Regions from separate parts of the Homo sapiens genome. Here region 1 is linked to region 2. Evidence: chromatin loops called from intact Hi-C (ENCODE). Cell type or tissue: HepG2. All regions are shown on one strand. Each heading gives the region's core, and the rest is flanking DNA. Links, peaks and the distances in the headings are about the cores only.

What was found. Peaks named below come from ENCODE experiments on the same cell type or tissue, not always from the same donor. Only the 100,000 strongest peaks of a DNase experiment are listed, where the experiment ranks them.
Region 1: it touches region 2 in a loop (12-fold over the local background); 1 of 110 quality-filtered maps calls a loop at or near these places.

Annotation. Positions count from the first base shown.
Region 1 is chr21:38,580,676-38,596,570 of GRCh38, forward strand. It overlaps a transcript of ERG not described here. Among named protein-coding and RNA genes, the nearest start is that of ERG, 90 kb to the left of the region's middle. In HepG2, for the core only: no CTCF peak of the experiment used is centred there; no DNase peak of the experiment used is centred there; H3K27me3 peaks cover 347 bases.
Region 2 is chr21:39,026,634-39,042,528 of GRCh38, forward strand. LINC02943 (long intergenic non-protein coding RNA 2943) reads right to left here. Exons shown (of 7, transcript XR_001755055.2): 4 at 3,957-4,226; 5 at 3,691-3,855; 6 at 2,368-2,503; 7 at 1,891-2,066. Among named protein-coding and RNA genes, the nearest start is that of LINC02940, 15 kb to the left of the region's middle. In HepG2, for the core only: no CTCF peak of the experiment used is centred there; a DNase peak (open chromatin) is centred at 7,678.

The DNA.
Region 1 (15,895 bases), core at 4,566-9,565, 450 kb before region 2:
TCACTTCTTTGTTTTTGTTTTCAAAATGCCAATGTCTTACTAAATAGAAACAAACTTGATTTGAATTACGTAAGCTCTAACCACATAAAAAAGATGGACTGGTACCCAAGGTAGAAGGGAAAATAAGCATTTTGTAATTATGGAGGCAGTATTGCAAAATGGTTAAGAGAAGGCCTAAATATTTGCAGGGCTGGTGCAAGAAAATAGATGGAAGTTTGAGACCCCTCGACCCTACCCCTCCTCTCTTCTCAAACCCAATTGTGTTCTGCGGGTTAGGGGATGCATATAGTCACGTGGACATCCCGATCCACATGGCCACACTCCATTCAGCAATGCTCCCTGCTCATCTTTCAGACCCAGGGAAACACACACAAGATCTTCCCAAGAAGATGAACTCCAGGAAACAGGCTGGTGCAGCCCAAAAGATGCTCAGTCAAGTTTGGAAAGGCACTCTGGGTGCCCCAGCACCTGGGGCATGTCCTGGAATGGGGATGGGTTCAGCTGGGGAGGGCAGGAATGGGGCCTAGAAGGCATAGGCAGGACGCTGGGCTGGGGGCAGTGCTCGATATGAGCACAGTGCAGAGCCAGATGAGGGATGGAAATCAGATCTGCCACTTACTCCTTGGAAACCTATAAATGATCACTTTATCCTCCAAGAGCCTTAGTTACACATTTGCACAATGAGGATAATATTACTGTAGTATAATAAGAACTCCATTTGCCCTTGTCTCTCGTTTCTGGCATGGAGCTCCTAAAACTCTGGGAATTTCCCAAGTGATGGGAGCATCTTTTGTTCTAAGAAGGCAGCAGGTTGGTGAGTCCCTAGATAGCTTCAGGATGGGGGCTAATTGCAAGAAAGAGTGAGTCTTGATTAGATGCTCAGAACCTTCAGCCCCATTTCCCAACCTCTCAGGAGAGGAGAGGAGCTAGAAATTGAGTTGATCCCCAGTGGCCAGTGATTTAATCAATCCTGCCTATGTAACAAAATCTCCATAAAATACCCTGACGGGGTTAGGACAGCTTCTGGGCTGGTGAGCATATTGGTATGAAGAGTGTGGTGCAACCCAATGCTAAAGGGACAGAGGCGGCCAGGCGCGGTGGCTCACGCCTGTAATCCCAGCACCTTGGGAGGCCGAGGAGGGTGGATCACGAGGTCAGGAGATCGAGACCATCCTGGTTAACACGGTGAAACCCCATCTCTACTGAAAATACAAAAGATTAGCCGGGCGTGGTGGTGGACGCCTGTAGTCCCAGCTGCTCAGGAGGCTGAGGCAGGAGAATGGCGTGAACCCGGGAGGAGGAGGTTGCAGTGAGCCGAGATCGTGCCACTGCACTCCAGCCTGGGCAACAGAGCGAGACTCCATCTCACAAAAAAAAAAAAAAAAAAAAAAGGGCAGAGGCTCCTGTACTTGGAATCCTTCCAGACCTTGCCCTGTGCACCTCTTCATCTGGTTGTTCATTCATATGCTTAATAATAAACTGTAATCATAAGAGCATAGCGTTTTCCTGAGTTCTAGCAAGTTGTTGCACCTAAAAGGGGGGTTGTGGGAACCCCCAATGTTGTAGCCATGTCAGACAGAGTGTAGGTAACCTGGGGACCCAATACTTGTAACTGGCATCTGAAGTGAGGACGGTGTTGGGGAGCTCAGCCCTTAAACCCATGTGCTAACTTCCGGTAGTCAGTGTCAGAACTGAATTGAACTGTTGGACACCCAGTTGGTATCAGTGTTGAATGACTGGTTGGTACTGGCGAAGACATGATGTATTTGGTGTTGGGAAACATGAATAAAAAATTTGTAAAACCTCCAAACGATGTTCAGCAATTCACAAAGGTGTCAGTGCAAGAGTTGGCCTGTATCTATTCTAACTGGTCAGTATGCAAGTTGAACCATTGTTTGATTATCTCCTCTGTCTACACCATCAGGCTTTTGTGAGGATTAAACTAAATTATGCCTCAGAAAGAAAACTCTCTCAAGGCTAGGCACATAATCAACACTAAACAAGTGGTAATCATTATAATTAAGAAAGTAAAAATATTTCAAATGGACGATTTTGATACTGTATAAAATGTTGCAACTTTTTTTTTTTTGAGACGGAGTCTTGCTCTGTCGCCCAGGCTGGAGCGCAGTGGCGCAATCTTGGCTCACTGCAACCTCCACCTCCCGGGTTCCACTGATTCTCCTGCCTCAGCCTCCCGAGCAGCTGGGATTACAGGCACGTGCTACCATGGCTGGCTAATTAAAATGTTGCAACTTTTTAGGAAAAATAATCCTCAATAAATAAATTGCTAATTTTCATAAGAGCCCTTTGTCAACTGACTAAAAACATCCTTAATTTAGAAATGTATTTTTTAGTTTTAAGATAACTAGTCATTAAGTGAAAACATTGTAGGCAAAATGGCTCTAAGCAATTTAGTATTCATAGGAATGAATCCATTCCTTGAAAGCATTGGTCGCTGGGTGCACTTGTCCTGGATGAGCAGATATTAGGCAAATCAGTCTTTCACCAGCAAACCCTGCCATAAGAACTGCACAGGCCTGATTCCTGCCAAGCACACCAGGCCCCTGACTGGGGCAGAGGCCTCCCTTATGGGGCAGGAAGAAGGAGGCAGGGAGAAACATAGGGCCCATGATTTAAGGAGGCTCTCCCTCTCAGGCTCATGCAAGTGCAGGATCAGTACCTAAAGGGGAGCACCGCCCGAAATCCTGTGCCCCAGTCACCTTAACCCAGTCCAGCCCTGGCTCCTGCACTCCAAAGCTAAGCAGGGAATACCAGCGGGAGACAGAAGACAGCATGAGAAACTGAATGCATCTCCCACATTTATCTAAAAATAAGAAAATGGACTTCTTCAGTAGGAAATGGCTCATCTTTCCAAATGAATAAAAATACTTATAGCTATGGGTTGAATTGTATCAATTCTCTCCCCCAGTTCATGCACTGGAGTACTAACCCCCGGTCCCTCGGGATGTGATGATAGAGAGGTAGGGCCTTTACAGAGGCAATCAAATTAAAGTGAGGTCATTAGTGACCTAACCCAATGTGACTGATCCACTTACAAAAAAAGGGACAAGATTTAAAGACAGACCTGTATAGAAGGACGATGGTGTGAAGACACAGGGAAAAGACAAAAGAGGCCTGGAACAGATTTTCCTCAAAGCCCTCAGAGGGAACCACTTGGGCTGACACCTTGATCTTGGACATCCAGCCTCCGGAACGGTGAGATGATGAATTTCTGTTGTTTTAAGCTACCCAGTTCATGGCAGTTTGTTACAACAGCACTGGGAAAGGAAATCACCTCTATGGAGGGACTTACGAAAGTCACTTAACTAATGCAGATTAGAGGCCTCACAGTCAGGGCATGGCCTCAAGAGCCACATCCATTTTAATTGTACCATTTCTCACTGAACTCTGACCCTGGTCAAGGCATGTCTCAGGCTCCATGGACTACTATTCCTTCCACTGATCGACCCTGGCTTCATTCTGGCAAGGGAGGGACTCATACATTCTGCGGCCTGCATGAGTGTCATGTGAGCACCCCCATAACCTTGATCCCTGCGGTGCTTCTCCAGGGGAGCCCTAGCATTCCAGCTGGCCTCATGGGCATGCCTTAGAGAGAGGGAGCTGACCCTCTCCTTCTTCAACTGGATTTTATTTTTATTTTTTGGCATGTTTTGTGAATACAAAGATTCACTGCCTGGGTGTGCCCCTTGAAAGAAGGTTTCAATTGCATTCAGGTGAAATAACCACAAAATGACTGTAAGCCAAATGTAGTAGTATGATAGAAAAATGGAAATATCGTAAAAGCACCAGTCTGTAGACACCTAGCTTCTGGTTCCTCTGGAAAAGGGAGAAGAGAGTAGACAGTGATGGAGAAAAGAGGGGCTGTGAAGACTATAGAACTGAGAAGGCAGTAATTCTAAAATCTCCACACTGTAGGGCCAGGAACAGGCAGTGCTGGGCAATGGGGCATCTTATCTCAGGGAAGTCAAGGGTGTCATGTAGAACCAACATAATTCATCCAAGTACAGCAAAGAATCCAGAAATGGTCTGTGGAGGTTTGGAACCATGAAAATCAAATAGGAAAGATACAAAATATTTACATATCCACATTTTTTAAAAGGGGTCCTGACTAGGCAGCATAAGATTATTTGGGTTCTGTTCATTTTACCTTTAGTTGCCCTTGGTTCTGCCATCTTTTTTCTCTGTGAGTCATTTGTCTTGCTTTTGGTCAACACGGCTTTCCTCGGGTCTCCAAAGATCCTGGAATAACCTGAATATAAGTTGAAGAATATTAAACCTTATTTTGTTTTCAAATATTAATACCAGGGATCAACTGTACATGTACCGACAAAACCTATTTCTTAAACATTATTTTAAAATATCCTAAAAGGGGAAAGAACTTAAATCCTTCCCCTTAAAAAAAGAGGGGACAACATTCCTCTCCTCTGAGGGAAGCCCAGCATTATGAAGCAAAAATCGGGAGTGAAAGCAAGGCCAAGCCTAACTGGCATGCTGAAGCACACAGATGCTTTTGCACAGAAAATATTTTGAAAATGTTTTCTTTTCCTTATAGCCCCCAGCTTTGGTAATAATGGCTTCCCTAGATCATTCTGTTAGCACTTTCTGCTGCTCAGAACAGGGTAGTGGGATTTAGAATTTAGAAAACATCCCGAGAACTGTAATTAAGCAATTGTCATAGTCCCAGAAAAGAAACAACCCTTTTACTTTGTAAATGCTAGGAGGATCTGTATTTTTTAAAATCTTAGAACACTAACTAGCTAAAAAGATAGAAAGAAAAAAATCTTTCTTACAATATGCCTGTAGCACGGCTCCAAAATCCAGTCCCTCTCTCTCTTCTTTTTTTTTTTTTTTTTTTTTTTTTTAGATACAGGAATTTCTTACACAACTTTCCAAGTAAAATATTCAATCCCCAAATAATATATTTAGTAGAATCCTTACAACATGAGAAATTGTAAATGGCATCTGTTTCCGTTGAAAATATTTTTAAATTAGAAAACATCTTAAGCACTGCATCAAATCAATATTTGTAATGGGCAGAATTATTTCTAAATGGTTCCACAGGCCAGTTGACATTCCCACTCTACTTAGGAAGCCCCCAGCCAACTCCACCTGAAGTCTTCGAAACCTATGCATAGAGGCAAATTGCCCAGATGTCACAGAAAAGCATTTGTTGTGATACAGAAAATAAAACACATTACTGGGGGAAAAAAATCAGGGTACTAAACCACGTACATAATATCATCCCAATATTGCACAAAGAAAAAAAAATAAGTGGATGAAATAAAAGAGGGAAGGCAGGAAAGGAAAGAGGATGACCTGAGAAAAGTTATCAAAATGGTTAACAGTCATGGTCTTTGGCTTTCCAGTGTGAAATAGGAGTTCTTATTTTCCTCTTTTTAAAATATTTTTAAAATTATTTATTTTTTAAACCAACTAATAAAAGTAATATATATTTACCGTGTACAACATTATGTTTTGAAATATATATATATATATATATATATATATATATATATATATATATATATATATATATATACATGTTGGAATGGCTAAAGTAAGCTAATTAACATCTGCATTACCTCACATACTTATTTTTTTGTGGTGCGAACACTTGAAATCTACTCTTAGTGATTTTCAAGAATATAATGCATTGTTATTAACTACAGTCAATAGATCATAGGTCTATTCAAGTTCAAGTCACAGATCTCTTGAAATTACTCCTCCTGTCTAACTGAAATTTTGTGTCCTTTGACCAACATCTCCCCAGTTCCCCTACGCTCAACATCACTAATCATCAAGGAAATGCAAATCGAAATCATGATGAGTGTCATCTCACACCTGTTAGAATGGCCATTATCAAAAAGACAAGTGTTGGTGGGGATGTGGAAAAAGGGAACTCTTGCCCACCGTTGGTGGGAACGTAGATCAGTACAGTCATTATGGAAAACAGGATGGAGGTTCCTCAAAAACACAAAGATCAATTACAAAACAAAATACTATATGTTTTACAAATGTACTACAACTCAATTTGGTATGTATTACAAATCAAAATACTACATGATTGCTGGCAATCCCACTCTGGAGATAGATCCAAAGAAAATGGAAAATGAAATCGGTATGTCAAAGAGGTACCAGCCCTCCCAAATTCATTACAGCATTATTCACAACAGACAAGGTATGGCATCAACCTAAGTGTCCATCAACATAAACGCCCATAAAGAAAAGTGGTGCACATACACAATGGAACACTATTCAGCATTTAGAAGAGAAATCCTGTCATTTGTGACAACATGAACAAACCTGGAGAACTTTATGCTAAATGAAATAAGCCAGGCACAGAAAGACACATACTGCATCCTCTCACTTATACATAGCATCTGAAAAGTTGAACTCCTATTTCCTTCTTTATAGTTTTGTGTATTTTCCAAATTTTCTAAACCAAAAATATTCATCTTTATAATCAGGGGAGAAAACTAAGGAATAATCATTTTATAATCCTAAACATGCTTTTAAAGCATTTATTTCACTGTAATGTATTCTTTTCCCATCCAGTCATACATGGGCCCAAGGAGCTGGCCTTCCCTGCTCGGCAGCCTGATGTTCAAGGGGATGGGGGAGGGGGACGGTGCAGTAGATCATGCTTTGCAAAGCTGTGCAAATCTTTTTTTTTTTTTTTTGAGACGGAGTCTCGCTCTGTCGCCCAGGCTGGAGTGCAGTGGCACGATCTTGGCTCACTGCAACCTCCGCCTCCCAGGTTCACACCATTCTCCTGCCTCAGCCTCCCGAGTAGCTGGGATTACAGGCGCCCGCCACCACACCCGGCTAATTTTTGTATTTTAGTAGAGACGGGGTTTCATCGTGTTAGCCAGGACGGTCTCAATCTCCTGACCTCGTGATCCACCCGCCTCGGCCAAAGTGCTGGGATTACAGGCGTGAGCCACGGCGCCCGGCCAAAGCTGTGCAAATCTTGAGTTAATAAACATGTTCCCCAAATCCAAAAGCCAATATTGACTATTGCTTGGTTAACTGTTTTGCATGGATAAGTGGTTAAAGGAGTATTTGGTTTCCAATTTCTGCAAAGGGAATAAAAGTTTTAAAAGCGTGAACTAAGATTTCCTATACTATGCTATTCTATAGTAGGTTTTTATGCCAAAACCTCTACTAGGCTGAAAGGATAATTTGATTTATGGTTGAGACATTGTTGGGCCTGATTTAAAGCCCAGAGTCAAGCCCAGAGAGGATTCTCTTAAATATGTGCAATGGGTATTTTTAAATTAGCATTATGGCGTTATTAATATTTCATTTATCCTGAGAGCATTTACCTGACAACGTAAATTATGTGTAACACAGCTGAGAAGCCACAAAGGATCCAAAAAGATGTCACGAAGTCCACGAAGAGAAGCTTTGCCAGAGAAAGGCACACTACCAGCCGCGTGAGCTGGCCTCATCAAAGCAAAAAAGTCAGAAAATTATGTAAACCAGACTCAAGAACTCAAAAATACAGTCGTTTGAGAACATTGGTAAGAGTGCAAACTGCTCACCCCAGCTCAATCACCCCTGGTCCAGCAACGGCAGAAAGCCAAGGTCAAGGAGTCACATGACCTGAAGAGACACCCCCCACCACCACCACCACCCTCCAAGCCCTGCCCCTGGCCAGTGGGACAAACCACATGACCCCTGGGATTCAGTATTCAGTCAGGTTCTGTGTTCTGTATGGGGAGGTAGAAGAAGGCACCAGATCATCAGGAAATCTGGACTGGAAATGGCCAAAGCTGAACACATCTGAGTACCTGAAGGGTAAGCTTAAGGTGTCAAAGCAGCCATGGTGAGGCAGAAAGAACCTTGAGCTTGGGGCCCCAAGTTTATGCTGACCCACTAGCAGCCAACAAAACCTCCCTCAGCCTCAGTTTGCTCATCTGAAAACTGTGAGTAAGAGGCTCTGACTCCAGAGAGGTGGTGCAAGTTCAATGAGAAGGGGTTGCTGATGGTCCAGATGGACAGATGCAAAGCACTGCTTTCTGTTTTTGTCTTTGTTTTGATACAGGATTCTCTCTGTCATCCAGGCTGGTGTGCAGTGGTGTCAATAGCTCACTGCAGCCTGGACCCTCCCTGGCTCAAGTGATCCTCCCACCTCAGCCACCCAACTAGCTCAGACTATAGGAAAAAGAGTCATGCACCACCATGCCTGGCTAATTTTTAAAAAAAAAATTTTGGAGACATGAGATCTCACTATTTTGTCCAGGCCAATCTCGAACTCCTGGCCTCAAGCAATCCTCCTCTCTCAGCCTCCCAAAGTGCTTGGATTAGAGGGGTGAGCTACCATGCCCAGCAAAGGCATTGTTAAATTCAGGAATGAATGACCACCTTGTTCCCCAAAACACTAGACAAGAGAACCATTCTCTACGCACAGATCTCCCTGGCCACCACGTGTAAGCAGCAGTGAATATTCCATAGGTGGAACTGGCTACTGTGAAGAAAGAAAACTCCAGAAAAGCTACCCTCACTCCAAGAAGTAGCCTGGACCCCACGTGCGTGACAGCAGCCTGGGGAGAAGGCTCCACTCCCACCAGCAATGCCAAGGACAGAGCAGCAGCAGCCGTCCATCCCCACAGTTATGGTGAACACAGCCACAGAGCAGCCTGCTTTTTCCATGTATAGCCACACACAGGTGGCAATGGCAGCAGACGTAACTGGCTGCCCTTCCTCCCTTATGGAAGGAAACATAATTTTGCTTGGGTGTTCTGCCTGCCCCCACATGACCCACGGAGGATGACCAGCCCCAACACCAGTGTAAATCCTATCACTGGGCACCATCTCTTCTCACCACGGATTGGTTTAGGGAAGGGCACATGATATAATTCTGGTCAGTCTAACACTCGGGGAAGCGAGCTAGAGGACTTCTAGGAAAAGTGTTGGCTGATGAAGAAAGGCCATAGAGTAGTAGTCCTGTCTGTGTGGCACTTGGAACTGTGAGAGCCATCCCAGGACCATGAGAAGAGGTCACCTGAGGATAAAACCAATGTGCTGTGGATATCTGGGGGAAAGGAGGGAAGTCCTTGTGTTTCTACCTATGGTAGGGAAGAGTATAAACCAACTCTGAAGGCATCTCATGGCAGGGCAGCTAGGCACATCAAATGCATTTTCCTTGTTAACTAAACCATTTTGAATTGGGGTCATTTTTGTTGTTATTGTTATTACTGGCAGCAAAAGTATCCCATACACTCTAGTAGCCATGTTCAAAAAAGTCGCTTTCAGCTCTTTTACCATCTGTATCCATAGTCACGCAGACACGCTGAGTATGCTCTTCAGTTCTAATTTTAAAATAAAATGATCTGCTGGAAATTAGCTCAGCTCATAGATCTCCATACTTACAACACCGTATCTAAGAATTAGTAAATAACTATTACCATGATAAGTGGCCTATCTCAGTCTATCCACATGTTGAGTGTCCAGGTACTGGAGGTGGCATGGAACCTCCCCTCAATAAACAAAGGCTATGATGAGAGGTTATACTTTAAATTAAATTACTGAGTGGAGGCATAATGTGGTGAGGGTCACAAGAGAGGTACCAAAGATGCAGCAACAGAGCAGTTGATGGGCACTTAGCATTTCAGTAAGTGGGAATGGGGAGGAGAGCAGGAAAGGTGGAGGAAATAGATGAGGAGAGGAAAGAAGGGAAGTGTTCTCCAAGGAAGCACGCTGCAGGGAAAGAGTCTTTCACCTGTATGTCCCACAAGGCACAGAGTATGAACTCAGAAATGTTGAATGATTTGTCTCTATAATTAAGGGATGATTTCACTGATAATGTTGTCTTCTTCCATGATCTAAATTCAACCTGCCCTTCAAATCCATTCATTCATACAATTGTTCATCCATCCATCCATCCATCCATCCATCCATCCATGTATTCATGTATTCATTCATCTATCCATCCATGTATTCATCCATCCATCATCCATGTATTCATCCATCCATCCACCCATCCATCCATGTATTCATCCATCCATCTATCCATCCATCCATACGCACTGAGTTCCCTCCATGTGCCAAGCACTGAGCTAAACACTAACTAGGGTTGGGCTTTGCCAATGAGTTCAGAGCCTAGTGAGAGAGACAGAGTTGTAAAGAAAAAAATCACAAATGCCAACTCCCCCATTGCCTTGCTTGATCCTTAATGCCAGAGTGTAGCTTGGTTGAGCATGACAATCAGCTGGAGAGCTTTTTAAAAACAGAAATTCTGCAATCCTTCCTCTTTTTTCTTTATTGGAAAGTCCAGGGGTGAAAGGGGCAAAAGAGTCTAAGTGGGAGTTAGGGAGGCAGAAGAGGATTGAAGGCAGTGTCTGAAATATTTTCAGACTGAGAAGGAAAAGGAAAACAGCCAAGAACACAAGGAGGAGCAGTCAGAGCATAAGGAGGAAACTAGGAAAGATCTAAGTCATGGAAGCCAAGGAAGGACATTCAGTAAGATGGAAAGTTCAGTGTCGCAACTGCAGAGAGATTCATGTCCAGGAGAAAGTCATTCAACCAACCATACGCATTGAGAACAGGTCCTGGATTTGGCAACTTAAAACCTCTTGCTGTCCTCTAAAAATGTTGTAGGAGCCTGACAGCATTAAGCCAAATGGCTCAGTAGTTAAAAACAGGGAGGATATGCAAAGGGCAATGTAGGCTACTCATAGAAGAAGTTGAGCAACAAAGTTAGGGAGGGAGTGGCAGTTCAAAGAAAAGCACTAATGCCACAGGGTGCAGTGGCTCATGCATGTAATCCCAGCACTTTAAGTCAGGAGTTCAAGACCAGCCTGGCCAACATGGTGAAACCTTATCTCTACTAAAAATACAAAAATTAGCCGGGCATGGTGGTGGACACCTGCAATCCCAGCTACTCAGAAGGCTGAGGCAAGAGAATCACTTGAATCCAGGAGGCAGAGGTTGCAGCAAGCTGAGATTGCACCACTGCACTCCAGCCTGGGGGACAGAGTGAGACTCCTCAAAACAAACCAACCAACAAACAAACAAAACCAAAAAAACAATGAAAACAAAAATGAAAAGCACTAACTGGCTTCACCCACCCAACATTTGCTGGGCACTTACTGTACTTCAGAAATTACTAGTAGCTAGGGATGCACTAGTGCACAAGACTCAGCCCTGCCCTCAAGGCATTTACAAACCAATGAAAAGAAGGTTTATCTTATTTGCTCAGTCTGTTTGAAGGATGAGAAAAGCAGGTATGTTTATAGACAGGATAAAGGGAGCCAGTGGAGTAGAGGAGATAGAGATTCTAGAGCCAGGGCACTTAAGGACGTTACTGTCTGGGGAAGAGGTAGAGGAAATGCCATGTTTCACAGCACAATGGTGGGGTCAGTTCTGGCAGGAAGGTGGGACCCCACTGTCTCAGAAGGGGTGTGCTGCCAGATGGCTAACAACAGGCTCTCACAGGAAAACTCCTGATTTGAAGCACTTGGTCATTTCTATGGAGTCAATATTTCCATCATGGGCAACTGCAAGGAACCCAGGGGAGTCCCTGAATGCAGAGTTGGGAAAAGATGTGCTCTAACGCATCATTGCCGGCTCTAGCGAGTTGGGAGGAGCCAGCTCTAGCACACATGGGCTCCAGAAGCCAAAGAGAGACCAAGAAGCCTGGAACTGTTGATAAGAAAAGAGTGTTCAGAGGAAAGCTGTGAAGCCAGCATAGCCAGCTGCTCTCCTAGGCGCTGAGACCCTGTGATGAGAGGAGAAACCAGGGAGGCGGAGTTCCAAATCTGGAAAAGTGGCAGGCTTGAGTGCTCTTCAGTTACTCCCACTTGAGCAATTTTGCTTTCTAAACCTGGTTAATAGCCCAAAATGTGGGCTGCTTATTGTCATCTCCCTTCACTGTGTGTGTGTGTGTGTGTGTGTGTGTGTGTGTGTGCTTTTCCTATGTAAACTGCTGCACCACTAACTCTGCTATACTTTAGAACTCAGTAAGGCAATCCTTAGACTCTTATACAATTCCCTAAAGGGTCCCCTTTTACTCTAAGTCACAGAGAAATGTTGAACATTTAAACCTTTAAAGTGCAGTTTTGCTGGAAGAAAATTTCAAGGGTCTCCATGAATCATGTCTGAGCCATGTATTGGCCATGACCGCATACTTCTTGTCAGTCTTATTTCATTTGGTTGTTATTGTGGTTTGGTTTCATTTCATGTTGCTTTGGAGGGTCAACCTTTCTTTCATTCATGACATTCAATCAACCTTTCTCCCCAGTGCGTCTTCCCATTTTTTATGTGTGTGTCAGGAGATAGAAAAATAAACACAGGTATTAATGTGCCTGTGGGCACCAGTTTGTAAAGCCCAAGACGTTCTTGGACCCAAGGAAACTTTCAGTTCTTTCTCAGCCTTGCCGTTTTGCATGTAAAGCATTTGAGCTGATCTCAGAGTTGAGGTGGCTGCCAGCTTCCACCAGAACAAAACACACAGCAGCAAAACAGCGCCATGTCCCTCAGTGTGGGAACCAGGGTCTGCCTGGGGCCCCCCTGTAAAAACGAGAGATCTGAAGGAAAACAGACAGCATTTGAAAGGCGGATGACATCAAGAAAGTAAAAGCAACTATAAATATGACTTCTCTCCTGCTTTACACTGAGCCTTCTGTTCAAGAAAACACATTTACCAGGGATTTTTTCCTTAAGCTCAACTGGAAAAACAAATATTTAGTCATTTTACAAGAGCAGACAACTGAAAAGCAAGCCACAGATTAAACAAGCATTATGTATTTCTAAGAAAGTTCATCAAACACAATATATCTTTGAGAACACAATCTTGAAGTCTGTTTTAGAGGCAAATTTGACCTTCAAAATGAATTTTGTCTCGATATAATTACAAGGTCAAATCTTAAAGAAGCAAATGCATAGACAACCATCTTTGCAATGAGATCTGTTTTATATTTGCAAATGAACAATACTGGACAGAAAAAAAATACATAATTACTTCTGAGGTTATATATAAAATACCCAATTGGCAATTAGCTAATATCATATTAGCATCTCAATATTTTAGATAAAGCAAAACTCCCAAGTACAAAATAATCTATAATAGAACAAAAATGGCAAGTCATATTAAAGAGAGATTACATATAAGAGACTTTATTACAAGTTATCATTTTTTAGATAAAATTTATTCTTTCAGCATCACTTTGATACTTGTAGGAGGCAGATATAGTATAGAGAGGCAGATAGAGGTGAGAACCTTTCCTAAGAAAAATCAAGCAGCATTAAAAGCATAAAGAAAAAAGAAGAAAAAATATTTCAGATTCCCAATTCGTATATCACATTGTTGACAAAAAAAAAATTAGAGAATACCAACAGGAAAAGGTTTCCTTGTGCTCTTTAAGGGTGGGGAATTTCAAAGAACCTTGAACTCATCATGAAAATAGTTCTATACCCATCGGCTTTGCCAAAAACACTTTGGGATTTCAGTGATGGGTACTGAGCCACCAGGAGCAATGAAACCAGCTTTTCCATTTCCACTGAGTTTTGACTGGTTTACAAGGATTGCACAAAGATCACCTCATTTGTACTGGACACAATTGGGAAATAAAAATTTAAAAATCATCCTTCATATTTAAAATAGAAATCATGAACCCCGCCACAAACATGCTTCCCCGACACTCAGGACCTGAGGTTGACAACATGCCTCCCCGTTAACCCATGAAGCCTCATAGGTATGCACTGCATCTATATAGAATTTTCCATGGACTCCATCATCAAAGCATCCTTTAACAAGTATGAACTGAGCACTCACCCCATGCACAGAGCTGTGGACGGGGCCATATGGGACAGAAAAGTTGCAAGGTGTGTCTCTCACTCCCAAAGAGCCCACATGCCTTGCAGGAGAGGAAGGCTGTGGACCCAGGTTTTGTGATGCAGATGAAGGGGCCACATAGCTGCTCCAGTAAGAAGAACTGGAATCATCTGAAGGAGAGGAAAATAGGGCATTTCAGCCTTGAATAGCAGAACCCAGATCATGAAAAATAGGAAGAACTTATATGGACGTCAGAGAGGAAGGCAATCCAGACAACAATAATAACTTAGGCAAAACAGAAATCAAATGCAGCTTGCAGAAGACTCTGTACAGGGAGCCAACACAGCTACTTTACGTGAGGAGTCAATGAGACCATTTAATAGAAGCCCCCTGTCGAAACTGTAAAAATGATTTTGCCATCTTGGCCATCTCCTGAGATGGCTGAGAAGGGATTTGCCAAGCAAAAAAAGAGTTGAGGGGTTTTGCACAATGGCCTGGAACAGAGAGGCTGGAGAGAAATCAGACAAGTCTCTCAGGCAGAAGTTCCAGAAAAATGAAGAAGCAGGAGAGCCCGAGGCAAGAGGGAAATGGCAGGCACATTGGTTGGACGATGAGGGTTTGTGTGGATCTCAAAGGGCCAAGACGTGGGGAGAGTCTAGACTTTTAGGCTAGGAAGTCCGAACCTTGTTGTGAAAATAGCTGAAGATTTTGGAGCACCTGCCGAGCAAAGTTTCCCAAAGAGGCTGTTGGGAAGATTCATGAGGCAGGAGACTACAGGGAGGGAAGGCCAGAGGCAGAGAGGCCAGTTCCAGGATGGCTGCCACGATCCAGCCCAAGGTAATGAAGGTGGGGAAGCCTCGGAATGCAAGAGACAGGGTGGAGATGAGAAGACATGTCAGAGCCTGGTGGCCAATTAAGCAGAGAAGGTGCAGGGAAGAGAGGAGAGCAGGATGGAAAGCCAGGAAATGTGGGTCTCAGTGAAGATGGGGAGTTCTGTTTCAGCCCCAAGAATGAGCATGTGCATCCTTGAACCCCGGGGCCTGTGAGGTTGGTCAATGGAAGCCCGGGAGCTCTGCTCAGTCAGGGTCTAGGACTGGTACTCCTGCTGGGGCCACCTCAGAGCAGAAGCAGGGCGGGAGCGGTGGAGGCTGGCTCTGAAGTGTTCTGCCCTTAAAGAACAGCAAGACTTTCCAGAGGCAGTGTGTAGCCTTTAAGATGGAGACTGTGATGAAGAATGGAGAGAGATGGAAAGAGCTTCTCAGTGACATGGGGAGAGGGTCCGCACCTGGAGGGCAAACCCTTCCTGGAGGGCAGAACCTCGCTGGCCATCTGGCTTCCCACACACCTGCCTGGTGAACCAACATATCACTAGGGGGTTCTTTTCTTGCTTGAAATGTCATTGAGTTTTCAATTTGTAGCATTCATGAGGTGCATTATGAGGTTTATTCAGCATTTTTTTTCTTTTGCTGAGAAAGGCACAATTAAGTACCAGAATTTTCTTTGCTGGCCTAGCCTTCTGGAATCTGAACAGGTTTTGCAATCCCAGGACCAGATCCTCTCTATATAAAAATTGGTGTGGGATTGGGGGGGGGGGGTCTCTTTTTATAATAGCTAGAACATCTTAATATTTTGTAAAAAATAAGCTCATCACGAACCCAGTTAACCCAGCAAGGCTACTGCCCTTCTTCTGTGTCGTGGTAACAGCTTTCTTCAGCAGTGCAAGGTGCAGGCAGAGCCTTTCATAGTTTTAATCACTAGGTCCATTTATTGAGAGAGCTTGAAAGGTGATTATTCCTGTTCTCATTTCTCAGAAAACTGAGGCATGTGAAGATCACAGGTAGGGTAAGCAAATGAACACAAATTCAAACTCGGAATTCAAAACCAGCCTCTGTGTATTCCTGAGGACCATACTGTCTGCTAAGTGTAGAGAAAGGCACATCCTGGTTCAACAGCAGAGAAAGCAAACAGGAGGCACTTTCTGTGAGTCATCTCCACCACAGGGCCCTCTCTTTTGTGATCCAGCGATACTTGTTCACAGTCAAAGCCCAGGAAGAGTGGAAAGATTAACCTTTGTGAGCCAAACCGTGTGACACTTGA
Region 2 (15,895 bases), core at 5,587-10,586:
TTTTTTAAATAGAGTCTTGCTCTGTCACCCAGGCTGGAGTGCAGTGGCATGATCTCAGCTCACTGCAACCTCTGACTCCTGGGTTCAAGTGATTCCCCTGCGTCAGACTCCCAAGTAGCTAGGACCACAGCTACATGCCACCACGCCCAGCTTATTTTTGTATTTTTAGAGACGGGGTTTCACTATGTTGGCCAGGCTGGTTTCAAACTCCTGACTTCAGGTGATCCTCCAGCCTTGGCTTCCCAAAGGGCTGGGATTACATGTGTGAGCAACCGAAACCAACCAGCAGTGTCACCTTTAAAGGGATATCTCTGGATGCTGTGTAGAGAACAGCTGGGGTATGGTACCCAGAGTGAGGAAGGGGCCAGGGCAATAGCTGTGGGGTTGCTGAGAGGGGGCAGACTCTGGACAATTGTTGAGGGATTTGCACAGAGCATGCCAGGATTCAACAAGCCCAGCATGTCCACCTTTGGAGCCAGGACCCCAGGGGAGCCACAGCAGGGCCAGAGCAGAGGAGAGAGAAGACACACTGGGATCCATCAGCACCTCTGCCTCCATCCATTGATTTTCTGAGACTCACACTAGTTCCTCTTGAGGGGTTGTTATGTAAAATACAGGATGCCCCACTAAATTTGAATTGCAGATCAACAGTGGATAATTTTTTAGGCATAAGTATTTCCCATGCAATACATGGGATATGGTTACACTGAAAATTTGCTATGATTGATCTGCATTCAACTTTAAATAGAAGTTCTGTTATTTTGTTTGTTAAATGGGCCAAGTTCTATCAGAACTCCCCAAAAAAGGAGACTCTGGAAAATGTATTCCCAGCTTGACCAAGACAGAGCTCCTGTCCCCAGGAACTGACAAAAACAACCACTACCAACACTGAGTGCTTACCATGCACCCAGCACTGTGCCCACATGTTCAGCACTTCATCTAATTCCACAGCCCAGAGGATTACATTTTATTACTACTGGTTTGCAGATGAGAAAACTGAGGTTCACAAAGATACGCCAACTTACCAAAATTACACAGGTGGGCATAATAATAGCTAACACTTACACAGCACATGTAAGCTCAGGCATGGATCTAAATGGATCTCACTTAATCCTTTTTCACAGCTCTATGAGACAGGAACTGTTATTGAACCCATTTTACAGATAAGGAAACTAAATCGTATTGGTGTTAAGTGGCCCAGTCAGGATTTGAACCCAGGCAGTGTGGCTGCAGAATCTGTGCTCTTACCTAGCATCTTAAACTACCACTGAACCACTTCTGAGGCCACCTCCCCACTCTTAATGAAACAACATTAATGCACAAGAAACACTCAGAGAGTCCTAGTGGCAGGAATGGGGCAAACTGACAACAGAGGAGATGGAAATCATTGAGGATTGGGGGAACCTAGGGAGGGTTCATGGAGGAGGAGGCAGACAAGTAGGATATCTGAACAGTTGGAAGATGTGGCAAAAGGGAGGCTGACTAAACACCCATGTTAGGAACTATAAATACATGAAGTAAATATCACTGATTACTGAGTTCTTCATATAAGCCAGGTGCTGTACTAAGCTTAGAATTTATCTCCCTCTAGACTGGGTAATACAGTGAGACTCCATCTCTACAAAAAATTGAAAAATTAGCCAGGCATGGTGCTCATGCCTGCAGTCCCAGCTACTCAGGAGGCTGCAGTGAGAGGATCCCTTGAGCCCAGGAGGTTGAGGCTGCAGTGAGCTGTGATTGCACCACTGCTGTCCGGTTTGGGTGACAGAGCAAGGCCTTTGTCTCAAAGAAAAAAAAATACCTCTCTCAGTCCTTGAAGTCATCCCCAAGGCAATATGGTCCCCATCTTGCACACTAGAAAACTGGGATTCAGGGAGGCCAAGCAACTTGCCTGAGGTCACCCCATCAGGAACAGACAGATGCAGGATTGCAACCACCACGGCAACTTCAAAGCCAGTGCACCTGCCATGTTTCCTTCCCTCTTGGCATGCCTGGAAGGACTTCCATCCCTAAAGTCAAAACAGGCACTTGCAGAATGGCTGGATTCAACAAGGTCATCATGGCTTCTGAAAGAAACAGAGCAAGGGGATTTGCTCTGAGAAATACAGCCTCCATCTCAGAACCCTGCAAAGATGCCCTCCCTGGCTGTCTGAGCAGCCTTTGCTGTCAGGCCCTGTTGGCAGAGGAAAAGTGAGCCGCCTGCCCTGGGTCAGGGAGAGCTGCAGCCCCCTCCTTGGGCAGAGATTTCACCCAACAGAGAAAACCTGGGTGGAAAATTGCATCCAGGAAGAATAGAGGAAAGACAAAGGAAATGGCTGCCTTCTCCCCTGGGCACCCGCCCCCACGGCCACCACCTCTGTTGCTCACAACTTTATCCATTCCTTTCCTTGGGAATCCACGGGTGTTCCAAGAGCTCTTTAGTGCAGTGCTTCAGAGCTTTGACTTTAGGGCAAGATTTGGCCACTGTGAGCAATCTGATGACTCCGTTTCTGTTTCTAAAAACCTTCAGGAGGCAAATGCAGAAATAAGTACAAAAAAAGTGAGCAAACCTAGAGAAAACCTGCCAGCCTGGAAGAGAGAATGGATGTGCCTATGGGCAAGGCCATCCATACGCATGATGACCAGGCTAACTGTGAATCACAGATTAGAACTGGGGCAGCTCTGGGTGTTAGAATGCAACGTGGAAGCATTAATGAATCCCAGCATTCAGCTGGGATTCCAGAAAAATGGAGTTTGGCAGATGCAGACTCCTTGTCTAAGACTTCTTTTAGGAGCCCTCCTTGCGTTGTGGTATCTTCTATTTGCTCCATCAGCCCTGGGCTCTCAGTGATTGGAGGGGTCTGTGTGAGTGGTTCCAGACCAGCTCAGTATGTTACTAGGTTGTATTATCAAGTAGAAGCCTGCAGCTTCTGTAGCAGTCTCTGTGCTTTTTCTCGATAGTGAGCTATGATTAGGGTGAGCTCAGAGCTGAAAGTCAAACAGAAATGCAGATGGAACCAATCAGCCTCAGATTCCAAAGCAGCTGATAAAAGCATAACATACCAAAAAGAATGTTGGTCGCACAGGAAGGAAGCCATAGCCCCTTGCCGTCTGCATTAGGGAGGATTTTAACTTTTTGCTAGTTAATTTTGTAATTTTTAAAATCTTGTATAAGATTGTGCACCATTTGAAATAAGAAAAAAATCTTTAAAAAAATTTTTTTAAAGGAGATAAAGATAATGAAAGAAAGGAGCCTTGAGGACAGTAATTGCCAAACCATACTGCTGAGTTCAATGCCTGGGTGACAGACATTTTACCTGCAAAACACATAAGGTTTTCCTTCTTAGTAAACTCATGCAGGCTTTACTATTAAAACACAGAAGCACTATCGCAGGAAGGACATTGACATAAAGTGCTTTCAGGGCCCTTGAAGCACGGACTTTAATCAATTTTCCTGTGTCTACTGAAGGAGGCTTCAGCTCTTTGGTTTAAAATAACCCAGTGGATGGCCCTTAATTTCAGAAATTGTTCTATGCAGTTTTTTTCTCAGCAGGATGCAGAAAGCAATCCCCACTGTGGCTGAGAGGAGAGCGGGCCTGGTGGGCTCCACTCAGTGGCAGCCAGTGGTCACTTCTGGATCGGTTCCTGGCTGGGGTCCATTGTCCTGACCTGCTGGTCCCACACCCCACAGAGGAAAGTTGCTATTAATACCCTCTTCAGGTCCCTGCAGGAAGCTCGGCCTTCTCCAGATGCCACTTAGGAGTCAATCCTTGTTCCAAAGAAAGAGAGCATAGAATGCAAACTTGTGTCAGGTTGAAGAGGCTGGGGACAGGGGCATCCCAGGCTGCTCATCCACAGGTCATCGTCACTCGGCTCCTAAAGAGTACATCGTCGTGGAGGAAGGACAGACAGAAAACATGATCTGCTGGCTCCAGACCCACACCTCGCTGGCCCCTCTGGCCTCTCCCATCACTCACCTGCAGGGCAACCGCCTCCAGCCCTCACCTGCATTCCTGGGATTCCTGCAGCTACATCCTCCCTGGTCTCCCAGCTCTGCTCTTTTGAGCCTCCACATGGGGCCCAGAGATATTCTTTCATGAAGTGAGTCAGGTGGGAACCACCCAAATGTCTGTCACCTGATGCATGGAGAAATAAATTGTTGTCTGTCCACGTGATGGACTATTCCTCAGCCATGGCAAGGGATGAAGTGCTGGCCCACACTCCGACGTGGATGAACTGAAAACATTCTGCTGAGGGAAAGAAACCATCACAAAAGGCTTGTAGGATTCCATAGATATGAAATACCCAGAATAGGCGAATCCACAGACACAGAAAGTGGTTGTCAGGGGCTGGGGGGAGGGAGGACGTGGCGTGACTGTGCATAGACTAAGAGTCTCTTTTTGGGGTGATGAAAGTGAGCCTGTTTTGGGGGTGATGAAGTTCTGGAATTAGAAAGTGGTGATGGCTGCACAACGTTGTGAATCTACTGAATTAAACACTTTAAAATCACTAAAATGGTGAATTTTATCTTATGTGCCTTTTATACCAACTTTTATTACTTTTTTGAGACAGAGTCTTACTTTGCTGCCCAGGCTGGAGTGCAGTGGCGTGATCACAGCTCACGGCAGCATCAACCTCCGGTGCTCAAGCGATTCTCCCACCTCAGCCCCCTGAGTAGCTGGGACTACACGCGTACGCCATCATGCCTGGCTCATTATTTTATTCTTTGTCGAGACGGGGTCTCTCTATGTTGCCCAGGCTGCTCTCAAACTCCTGTCCTCAAACAATCCTCCCACCTCAGCCTCCCAAAGTGAGATTGCAATCCAATCCAAAGTTGGATTGCAAGCATGAGCGCCAATTTTTTTTTAAAGTAAGCCAGAGCATGACAACACCTAGCATAAAACCGACCAGACCAGAGGCTCCCCCACCTCACCCTAAAGCCTCACCATGACCTACGCGATTCTCCCAGTGTGCTCTCATGCCTGGCCACTTCCCCGGCACCTCCTACCTCCACTGTTCTGTCCCCATGCTCTTCAGCCATGCTGGCTTCCTTGCTGAACCTTGAACTGCCCAAATACACTGCTGACTTGGGGTCTTGGCGTAAGCCATTCCGTTTGCTAGAAACATCTTCCCTGGGTCTTCCCACTGCTTCCTCACTCCATCAGGCCTCATCTCAGAAGCCACCTTCTCTCACACGCTGGGCTAAAATGCCTCCCTCCCCTGGCCCACTGCTCTGCTGTCTGGCCTCCTTCCTTTTCTCTTGGCAACACCCCTCCTGAACTCATACACTTGTTCACTAATGTATGTGGTTGTTTAGAGTCTGTCTCCTGCACAGCAGGTCAGCTCCGCGAGAGCAGGGACCAGGTCTGGTTTTGTCCACTGCAGTATCTCAGTAACCAGGACAGTTCCTGGTACACAGTGCTGAATAGATCCAGTGACATAGCATCGTTTATGTCTAAATTATTAGAAAACCAGGCCGGGTGCAGTGGCTCACACCTGTAATCCCAACACTTTGGGAGGCTGAGGAGGGTGGATCACCTGAGGTCAGGAGTTCAAGACCAGCCTGGCCAACATGGTGAAACCCCGTCTCTACTAAAAATACAAACATTAGCCAGGCATGGGGGTGGGTGCCTGTAGTTCCAGCTACTTGGGAGGCTGAGGCAGGAGAATCACTTGAACTCGGGAGGCAGAGGTTGCAGTGAGCCAAGACAGCGCCATTGCACTCCAGCCTGGGCGACAGAGCGAGACTCCGTCTCAAAAATAACATAAAATAAAATAATAAATAAATTATTAGAAAACCATATTTATTTTGAGTATTGATATTATCAAGTAAGATCATTTGTACCACCTACTACAAGAGACTCATAGACACAATGTTATGGGGTTTAAATAAAGGAAAAGCTTTTCTACCTTGGCATGAGGGGGGCTCAGGGTAGAATGGAAGCCAAGGTGTGTGGCTAGGTAGTCCCTGGGCTGGGGCAGGACACAAGAAGGAATTCATTCGCTCAGGCAGCAAGGGAGCGTGATGCTTCCCTGTGCCCTTGCTGACCCTCATGATCGTCTTTAAAGCTGACCAATTATATTAGGTGACAGTGGCATTTTGTATTAATTAACGCTTCTTTGATTGTTAGTGAGGTTGACTGTTTTTCACATGTATATATTAATCATTTCTATTCATTCTTATAGTTATCTGTAATTGTGTTCATTGCCCATTTTTCCACTGGATGTTTGCAGTTTGTTAATTTGTTGAAAGTGTTCCTTATTAAGACACTGATGCTTACACACACATTTATATACACGTGATACAAATATATAGCATATATAGCAAATTGAAATTTCTGGTTTATTATTTACCTTTTCATTTTAACATCATCTTTAGATATGTAGTCAAATTCTTTTTTTATGCTGTTCTTTTTGCTTCTATATCTAGAAATGTCTTAACTCTAAAAATAGATCAGTATTTATCTTTTTTGTAACTGTTTTTATAATGCAAGAGTATAGAAGATGACACTTTTACTTATAAGTAATAACTTTTATACTTGTGGAATTAATTTTGTTACATAGAAGAACCATATGTACCAAGAATCTTTTAAAAATTTCCCACTGTTAACCCAGCAATTCCATTTCTGCAACCCTCTACGAAGACCTGTTTCTCACCCAGGCACCCCCGAGGCATAACATGAGAAGTAGCAGATGAGATCTGAGGCCTCAGGGTCCCCAGGGCTCATCTCCCTGGACATCCATTGTACTGAAAGCCTTTGCAGGTAGGGCTAAATTAATGACTCATTTCACGGATTAGTAATTGAAGACATTATTTTAACATTAAAACAAATCAGATCACTTTCAAGAAGAAAGCAACATTCTCCTGAAATTCTAAGAAAAAGGTGAAAACCTCAAAGCTTCTCTTTGGGGGATACACTTTGGCAAGATGTTGGAGAATCACTATCCACACCAACAGATCTGAGATATGCGCCGAGATTTATTTACAATGTTCACTGCAGCATAATTGTGCAAAAAAATGGACACAATCTAAATATCCAACAGTAGCAAATTGGCTCAATCAATTATGATATGATCTCATATGATGAACGGGGTCCATTGAAACTGTTTCCATGAAAATAATTTTAGTTGCAATCACTTTTTTCAACATCTAATGTAATCATGAGAACATATTAGAAAAAGTATCGAGCAGGCAGTCAGCTAAAAGGTTCCCAGTGGCAGAACAGCTGAAGGCGGTTCTTTTCTCCTTGATACTTTTCTGAACTTTCATTTGCTCCACAGTGACTTTATGATTTTCTACTCAGAAGAAGAAAGTGTGGGGTTTGTGGCTGCTGTTTGGTTTGGCAGCTCGCTTTGTTTTTGAAAGAGAAGTGGAGCGGAGGGAGCAGCGCTGTTCGTGTAGAGGGCCTTGGGGAGACGCCTGGGAACGGGGCCCCTTCATGCCTTGTCTGCATGTTAGGAATAGAGACGTGAATATTTTTACATCAGTTTTAACACCTTTGCAGGCCTGTAGGTTGGAAATAGCTGGTCAATGTCTGGTGCGTCCCAGCATGGGAGGCGCGTCCCTCTCCAGCCCCATGCGACATTCTCGGGGTTGACTTGGGGTCACAGTTGTCTGCTCCCAGTGTTTGATCAGCTTCATTTCCAAAATGGGTCACTCACAGGGCGGTGTGTGATCATGTGTGCGACGTGGCTCTTCAAAGCTGTTTCCTGGTTGGGAAATCTTCACACACACACAAAGGTCGAGTCTGCTGTCTGTCCAGCGTTGACGGTGCCTGCCACACCTCACGTCTGCACCCTCTCCTGTCCCCGCCTCCGGGCCTTCTGCCCATAGCCAGGTGTGACAGCCAGGGCTGCTGCCTCCCGATCAGGCAGTGCACAGCCCTGGGACCCCCAGGGACACAGACCTAAGGGAAAGTGAGCCCCCAAACCTGCCTTCCAGCCAGCCTGCTTGGAGGAAATGCCCTAGCTTTATTGAACACTTAATTACTTAATAAATATTAGATGATACCATTCTCCACAAAAAAAAAAAAAAAAAAAAAAGATTGAAACCCAGAGAGAGATGGGCAAGTCACGAAAACAAGAATAAAGGGGATTATTCTTCAAGGTAACAGGATATGAAGAGAAGTGCCCCCAGGCTGGTCCGCTGGAGCATTTAGGACAGCAGAAGAGAGGCCTCTTTATAATCTCCCGACCGGAAATTCACCCTCATCGCTCCCAGCTTCACATACAACCTGGAACTCCGGGGGAGATGGGGAAAGCCGGGGGGCGGCCCCTGTGACCTGGCTGACCCAGGTCTCATGACAGAATGTGAAAGACTCCTTTATTTGTAATTCTCAGTACTCCCAAGTTGTAAGCCCCGATTTTACCTACAGGTACCTTTTGAGTATTTAAAGATGTGCCAAGCACACAGTAGAGAAGTATCATAGGTGGAGCCCAGGGCAATGAGCTCAGGCCTGAGTAAATCAGCACCATCTCCCACCAGCTGTGTGACCTCAGGTAGGAGATTCAACCTCTCTGTGCTTCAGACTACACAGCTCCCAAACAGACAGAATTGCCAACCTGCCCCACAGCTATTGTCAGGGTTAAATGAGGGTACATCCATGAAGTGCTCAGAGTGGGGCGCATCCTGAGTGTCACAAAGGTTGGCAGCTGTTATTGTCTTGTTTTGATGGTTGGGTCATCGTCATCATCATCATCATGATGATTAGTATCCCCATTTCGCAGCAGTGAAAACAAAGGCTCAGGTCAGTCTGATTCCAGGGCTCCTTCTTTCTCATCTCCACTTTGCCTCCACCAATAACACCCAGTGGGGGCCCCAGTATGAAATTGTCTAACTCCTTACCTTCTTCACTATCTTTTTTCTTTTTCTGTCTCCTTTCCCCACTCTCTTTCCCATCTGTAAGCCAAAAACCCCAACATCTAGGAAAAGCCAATCATGAAAAAAGTCATCCTCCCACCAATTTGTGCCTCCAGCCCAGACCTCTCTCCCAAGTTCCCAACTTACATGTCCAACAGCCAACTCCACACCTCAGCCTCAGCATCTCACACTCCCTTCGCCCAAGACTAAACTCCTGCTCTTCATACACAACTTGCTGCCTGCAAAGACCTCCCCATCCCCAGTGACGCCATCCTTTTGGCTGCTCCAGCCAAGAGCCCTGGAGTCCCTGTCCATTCTCCTCTTGCTCTCACTCCCTCCTTCCCCTCTTCCAATTGGTCAGGAAGTCCTGCTGGCCCTTCCTTCAAAGTAAACCCAGGAGCCAACCACTTATTATCCTCCCGCTCTGCTCGCTCCTGGATTCCTGAACCAACTTCCTGGCAGTCTCCTAAGGTCAAGTGGCATCTGTCTTCTACTCAGCCTCCTGTGTGGCCCCCATATCACTCAGCGCTAACTGCAGGGGCCTCATCGTGGTCTCCACAACCCTGTGTGATGCCTCGCCCACATCTTCCCTCTTCCATCCATGCCTCCTGTCCCCACCGTAGTGGCCTCATTGCCCCAGCTCAGGGGCTTTGTCCCAGCTGCTCCTTTGCCCTGGAACCCACCTATTGCAGGGAGCTGTTTGGCTTCCCAGCACCTCCTCTAAGCTCATATCCCACCTTCTTTTCCCTCCGGGGCCTACCCTGACCACCTGCAGTGGGTTGAATCACATCCTCCCCAACATTCATGTCCATGGGGAGCCTGTCATTGTGACTTTATTTGGAAATAGGGTCTTTGCAGATGTAATTAAGTTAAAGATTTTGCAATGAGATATCCTAGTTTTAGGGTGAGCCTAAATCCAATGATCGGTGTTCTTATAAAAAGAGGATAATACACACAGAGATACAGAGACAAGGCCATGTGAAGATGGGGACAGAGACTGGGGTAATGGGGCCACAAGCCAGGGAAGCCTGGAACCACTAGAAGGTGGAGGAGGTAGGGAAGGATCTTCCCTAGAGCCTGCAGAGGGAATGCAGCCCTGCCAGCAACTCGATTTTCGATTTCCGGCCTCCAGAAGTGTGACAGGATAAATTTCTGTTGTTTTAAGTCACACAGTTTATGGTGCTTTATCAGGGCAGCCCTAGGACCCAAGTCCACTGTCCTATTGAACATCGAAGCCTGTCCCACCCCTCGATCCCCATAGCCCCATGTCTTCCTGCCAGTCTCTGCCACTTCTTTGTCCTCGTGCAGTTACCACTGCTGGCACGTGCTGTCATTTCTGCCCAACTGTGCTTATTTTTATCAGCCGTCTCCCCACACTGGGACCAAAGGGCTATGAGAGAAACTTCTTTGTCTTGATGAGCCTGGCAGTTCACAGGGCTGAATCAATATCTGTTCAATCAATAATGGAATAATAAACAAACTCCTAAGGAATTGGAAAGGACCAGAAAACCCTTTCAGAATCTACATGAACTCTCCATCTTCCTCCTCAGCCACCTTCATTTAACTTCATCAAACTGACAGCCAGCTTTGAAAACTAATGCTTTCTAGTTTTTGTTCTATTGAGTTTAGTGACAAGCATCGCAATAGTGATTGTATCTACTATACTTCCCTGCACATTCCCTGTGTGGCTGGTAGAATCAATCAGCTCTTCTACAGCAAGATGGAAGAGTACTTGTCACTAAACCCAGGAAGCAGAGGTTGCAGTGAGCTGAGATCATGCCACTGCACTCCAGCCTGGGTGACAGAGCAAGACTCCATCTCAAAAAAAGAAAAGAAAAGAAACACTGCAGAGAGCTGCTGGTGGAAAGCGTCCCTCGTCACGCCCCCTCCCAGGCTCCCCATTGCGTGGGATCTAGTGTGGTGCACTGTGCCCCACCCAGCACAGGCAAAGAAGAGAAACTGATCTTACCAGCCACTCAGGGTCCTTTCACAACCACACACCTCAAAGAAGGATAAAGCCATCCATGAGTAACCCCAAGTCACCATAAGAGGTGCCCTTACTTCAGAGCTAACCTAGCCTCTGGGAGCCAAAAAGAGCAAAGAAAGCCCCAAGACACGGATCTCAGCCCTTTGTCACTGGATGGTGTCCTCCCAGCCTGCTCACTCCTATGGGGCAGGGGGCCAGAAGCAGGGGACAGCTTCCCTCTAAGATCTGCACAAAGAACACTAGGAGGGCATTTGGGCAGTGAGTTGTCACCTACAGATCAGAGGTTGAACGAGCTCACTGGGACCTCCCTTGGCTCCAGTTCACTAAGGAACATGAAATGCTTTAGGGAGCATGGAGTACATATGCTGGGAAGAAAAGATCCCCAGCAAAGCAAGGAGAGCCAGTGCCAACATCGAATGGTGACCGGAAAGGCTAACATCCATTTATCCAGCAAGTCAGGCCGCCTCGGAGTCCTCTGCCTGCCCCAGGCCGCTATTCCCAGGCCAACCCAGGGCCTCTCCTTCTGGTGCAGGGGTTCTCAAGATGGCGCCCCCTCCTGGTTCTAGGTGGGCAAGGGTCAGGCCCTCCTACCTGGGTCCCTCAGTCCTGTCCACGTTCCAGGGTCTCAACCTCAGCCAGGGGCCTGGAGGGGCCTCTTGAGGACACTCATCTGTACCCTGGTCTCCTCTCTAGCTGCCCCACTTTCAGCCTACAGGTTGACTCACTGGGAAATGATTCCTACGTCATTTCCTGCATCCTCTCTGCTTTATGGAGAATCTGTGATGTCTGAACAGGAGGCCTGGCCCTGGGGCCTGTCTCTGACAACATCCCGACTCCTCTGAAAGGTGCAAATGACACGTCCTTCTCTGCAGAACTTCTGTCTTGGCTGGGCTGTGGTAGCCAAAGCCCCTGGGCTTCACGTTCTTCTAGAGAAGTGCCTGCCATGCCCAGCCTAGAAGGCTGGCTCCCAACGCTAAAAGGAAGCTTTTCTCTCTTAAGAACCCAGCTTTGTAAATAAAAGCCTCCTGTGTCGTTATTATTGTTCTTTTAGGTAATTTTTTTCAAGTTGGCATTTTGAAATAATTTCAAATTTACTGAAGAGTTGCAAAAATAATACAGAAATGTCCTATATAAACTTTGCCTACCTCCACCGATGTCTTAAAATTATTAACAGCATTGTTAACACAATCATCCCGTCTTAGCCTCAGTTTCACTTTCTGAGGTTTCAGTTACCCGCCATCAACTGTTGTCCAAAAATATTAAGATATTTTGAGAGAGACAGAGGGAGAGAGAGATCATATTTACATAACCTTTAGTACAGTACATAGAAATCATATTTACATAATCTTCAGTACAGTATATTGTTATAATTTTTCTATTTCATTATTTATTATTGTTATCGATCTCTTACTGTGCCTAATTTACAAATGAAACTTTATCATAGGTATGTGCATATAGGAAAAAAACATACAATGTGTAGGGTCCAGTACTCTCCGAGGTCTCAGGCAGCCCCCGGGAGTCTTGGAACAGATCTCCATGGATAAAGAGGGCTGCCATATTTGAGGAAAGGAAAATGCATGAAGTAACATTTCCAACTTTTGTCTCGTCAACTAAACTGAAACTTTGACACACGTCTATGTAATAGAATGAGAAACATGTGCTTCTGAAACATTTTGAAAGTGATGCTTTTCTGTCAGTACTCAACCCTTTTCTTTCAAGACTCTCATGCTTGAGATATCTACAAAGCCCATATACATTCCTCACCTGCATTTAAAAAGCCGCTACTGTCCATTCCTCACCCTTTGTTGCTTGAGAGCTTCCCCAGAGATGTAAGCCAACCATGCTACCCCTCAGAAGCTAAACAGCACCTCCTTCTTGTAGGAGCTCCTTTAGGGGTGACTCGGGCTCCAACCTAATGGATTTGCACACTCAGGCACTCTCTCGGGGCATGTTCACAGCACATGAAACCTGTCCAAAGACAACTATTAAAATTCTAAAATTCCACCCTCTGTCCAACAAGTTTCTGAACACTTGGTCTCTATGCCTCCCTGCTAAAAACCAAGCTAAAGAGATGAACCATGGATCAATAGAGGTTTGCTTTGCTGAGCCAACTAGTGAGGACTTGGGTTGGTGCCTTTCTGCATTTATCATGGTTACATGGTCATTAAGGGTGACATTTGTTAAAACTGAAAAGTCATTAACCCCAGGGGCAGGACTGCCCCCGGTTCACAGTGGGGCTATTCCCTGTCTAGAAAAATGAAGGGGTTTTAGTTAAAAGGATTTGAGCTGCTTGCCATCTGGATTTTATTTTGCTTTTCTATTATTTTTAAGCAGATTTAATGTTTGAATGGGTAATGCATCTACATGATATCAAAAAGTTTAAGAAGGTGTATATATGAGCAGTTCCTTCCCTTTCCTCTCTCACAGTCACGTTATTCCCACCATGGCCTATGAGTTTCCATTCTTAATAGACGGTTTTATAGTCTTCAAAGGTTACTACACGAATACAAGCAAAGGTATACTCCTGCCCCCACCACAAAGACTGGCACTCTACAAAACTTGCTCTGTGCCTTCATTTTTGATTTAACACTACTTCTTGGAAATTTTTCCCCAATGGTACAAGAAAACACATTTTTGTTTGTTTCAGCCCTATTGTATTCCATTTATATAGACAACATACTTAACTAGTCTTCTCTTAGGGGACAATTACATGGTTGCCAACACTGCAATTATAAAACGACACAAATCTATGTGTCAGATGGTATCTGTTCACTAGCGACTAGGATGGTGCCAGAGGAGGGCACGGAAATGGTAAACAAATCACATGTGGGGGGACCCTCAAAGGCTGTGTCTCAGTTGTGAAAAACAGATTTTCATCAGGCAGTACACATCTATACTCCATTTTACACTTTAGATGGAGCTAAAGATGTTTCCCTCTCCACCTGAGTTCTGCCAGAAATGTGTCTGAGAATTTGCCCCCAGTCTAAGGACATGAAACCCCTTGTTCCCAATATACAAGCATGGAGGGGCACCACAGATTAAAGTAAGATCAATGTTACCAGAACAATAAAAGGGCTCGCTAGCACCTTTAAATTTCCACTAATACTTTATTATTTTTACTCCAAACCCTTTGTTACGTTAAGAGACAGCAAATTCCAAAGAACAAACTAATTTTAGCCAGAGAGAGCACAAGCAACATGCCTATCCGGGAGGAAGTGCTCAGGAAATGATAGCTTCAGATAATACACCACCCATATCCTACTTCCTATAGTCAGAAAAAAAGAGCACTAAAAAGTCCCTCAAAACACACAAAGAAACACTAAAAGGAAAGTCCAATGCCTGCAGCCCACCTCAGTTTCCTTCAGTCCCCAATTTCTAGGTTAATGCTCCAAGATCACAGCCAGACTTCAGGCCCAGGCCTCACCATAGCACTAGATGTTGCTTCTAGAATCAAGCACTGAGTGGCTTCTAGAACTGAGGCACTACATCAAACCTTCAGAAAGGCCAACGCCCGTGGTTCTCAAAGTGTGGTCAGGCCAGGGACCCCTGGGAGTCCCCAGACCCTTTCAGGGTCCCCATAAGGTCAAATGATTTTTATAATCATACTAAGATGTCATCTACCCTTTCCACCCTTACTCTGTAAGTGTGCAGTGGAGTTTTCCAGAAGTTTTGTGATGTGTGGTAGTGCAACAGATTGAGTACAGAGTCAGATAGGAGAATCTAGCCATCTTCCAGCTGTTAAAGAGACTTGAAAAAATGTAAAATCATACTGCTCTTCTTATTAGACCATTTTGCCCTTAAAAATTTAGGGTTTTTTAAATAAAAATGTTATTTATATCAACATGTAATAAGTTTATTATGTTAAATGAATAAATGTTTTTAAATGTCTTAATTCCACTTTCTAATATGGTAAAAAAAAAAATGCTCAGCTTACCATAATACACACACACAAAAAAAAGCTCTTTGCTGTCTTCAATAATTTTTGAAAATGTAAAGGGGTCCCAAAAACAAAAAGTTGAGAACCACTGCCTCTACAAGAAATGAAGGTATGCCGATGATCAGCTCATTACCATGAAGTGCTAGGGGGTCAGTGAGCCTGCTTTCTCAGGTCACTCTTCCCTTCTTCATTTTCCTAGCACACAGCACAGTGCCTGCCCGGGGTGGGTGTCCCATGCATGACAGAGGAAAGGAGGGACAGCATAAGGAAAGCAGGAAGACCTTTCCATTGATTATTATTGAATAACACAACTAAGTCAAATCTAGAAAAACTCTCTGAAAGTAAATGGCAAGTTATTCTGGGTGCCCTGCTTACCAGTGAGGAAAACAGACAAATGGAAAGAGGTGTGGGGATAGATGGGGAAGAGGAGGGACGGGTGCATGTGAATGGAATGTTCACCACCAGCAGGGATTGCCCAGCACATCTGGCCCACCCCTCTTCCCATTCACTGCTCTACAAAGAGCTTCCCCACATCACCCACCACTACCCCCAGCAGTGGGCACCCAAGTGTGTGCAGCTTCCCGGGACCACCCTTCACACCACACACACACATCCTCACCCATGTCCCAAGCATTGAATCCCTGCCCAGCAGCACCACAGCTGCAGAACGGAGCATCTGTGCCAACTTGGATTAAGTGTCCCCATGTGCTCTCAGCCTTCTGCCCCATCTGCACCTCCAAAGCAAGGCCGGAGGGCTGCTCTATCCACTCACCCACCAATGCTGAGTATAGATGGCTTTCTTGTGTGGCCTAATGGATTTGAAGTGATATCTTCTTCTTGTCTTTGCCCCTCTCTCATTCCTAATGAGAGTCTCCTCATATGCTTGGGTATTTGGGGAAGGTTACCTCTCTTGTAAATTACCGTTTCTATCGTTCACCCATTTTCCCATTAGAATTCCTGCTTTCTTTTATCAATGTGTAGGTATTTCTCAGATATTCTTGATTTATTTTAGTTATGGACATAACCTTCTGCAAGCTGACACCCTCTCCAAATCCACCATCTTTCCCTAACTTTGTCTTATGGACAACAACATTTTAACATTTTTTAATAATATCTTTTGCATTTTTGTTCA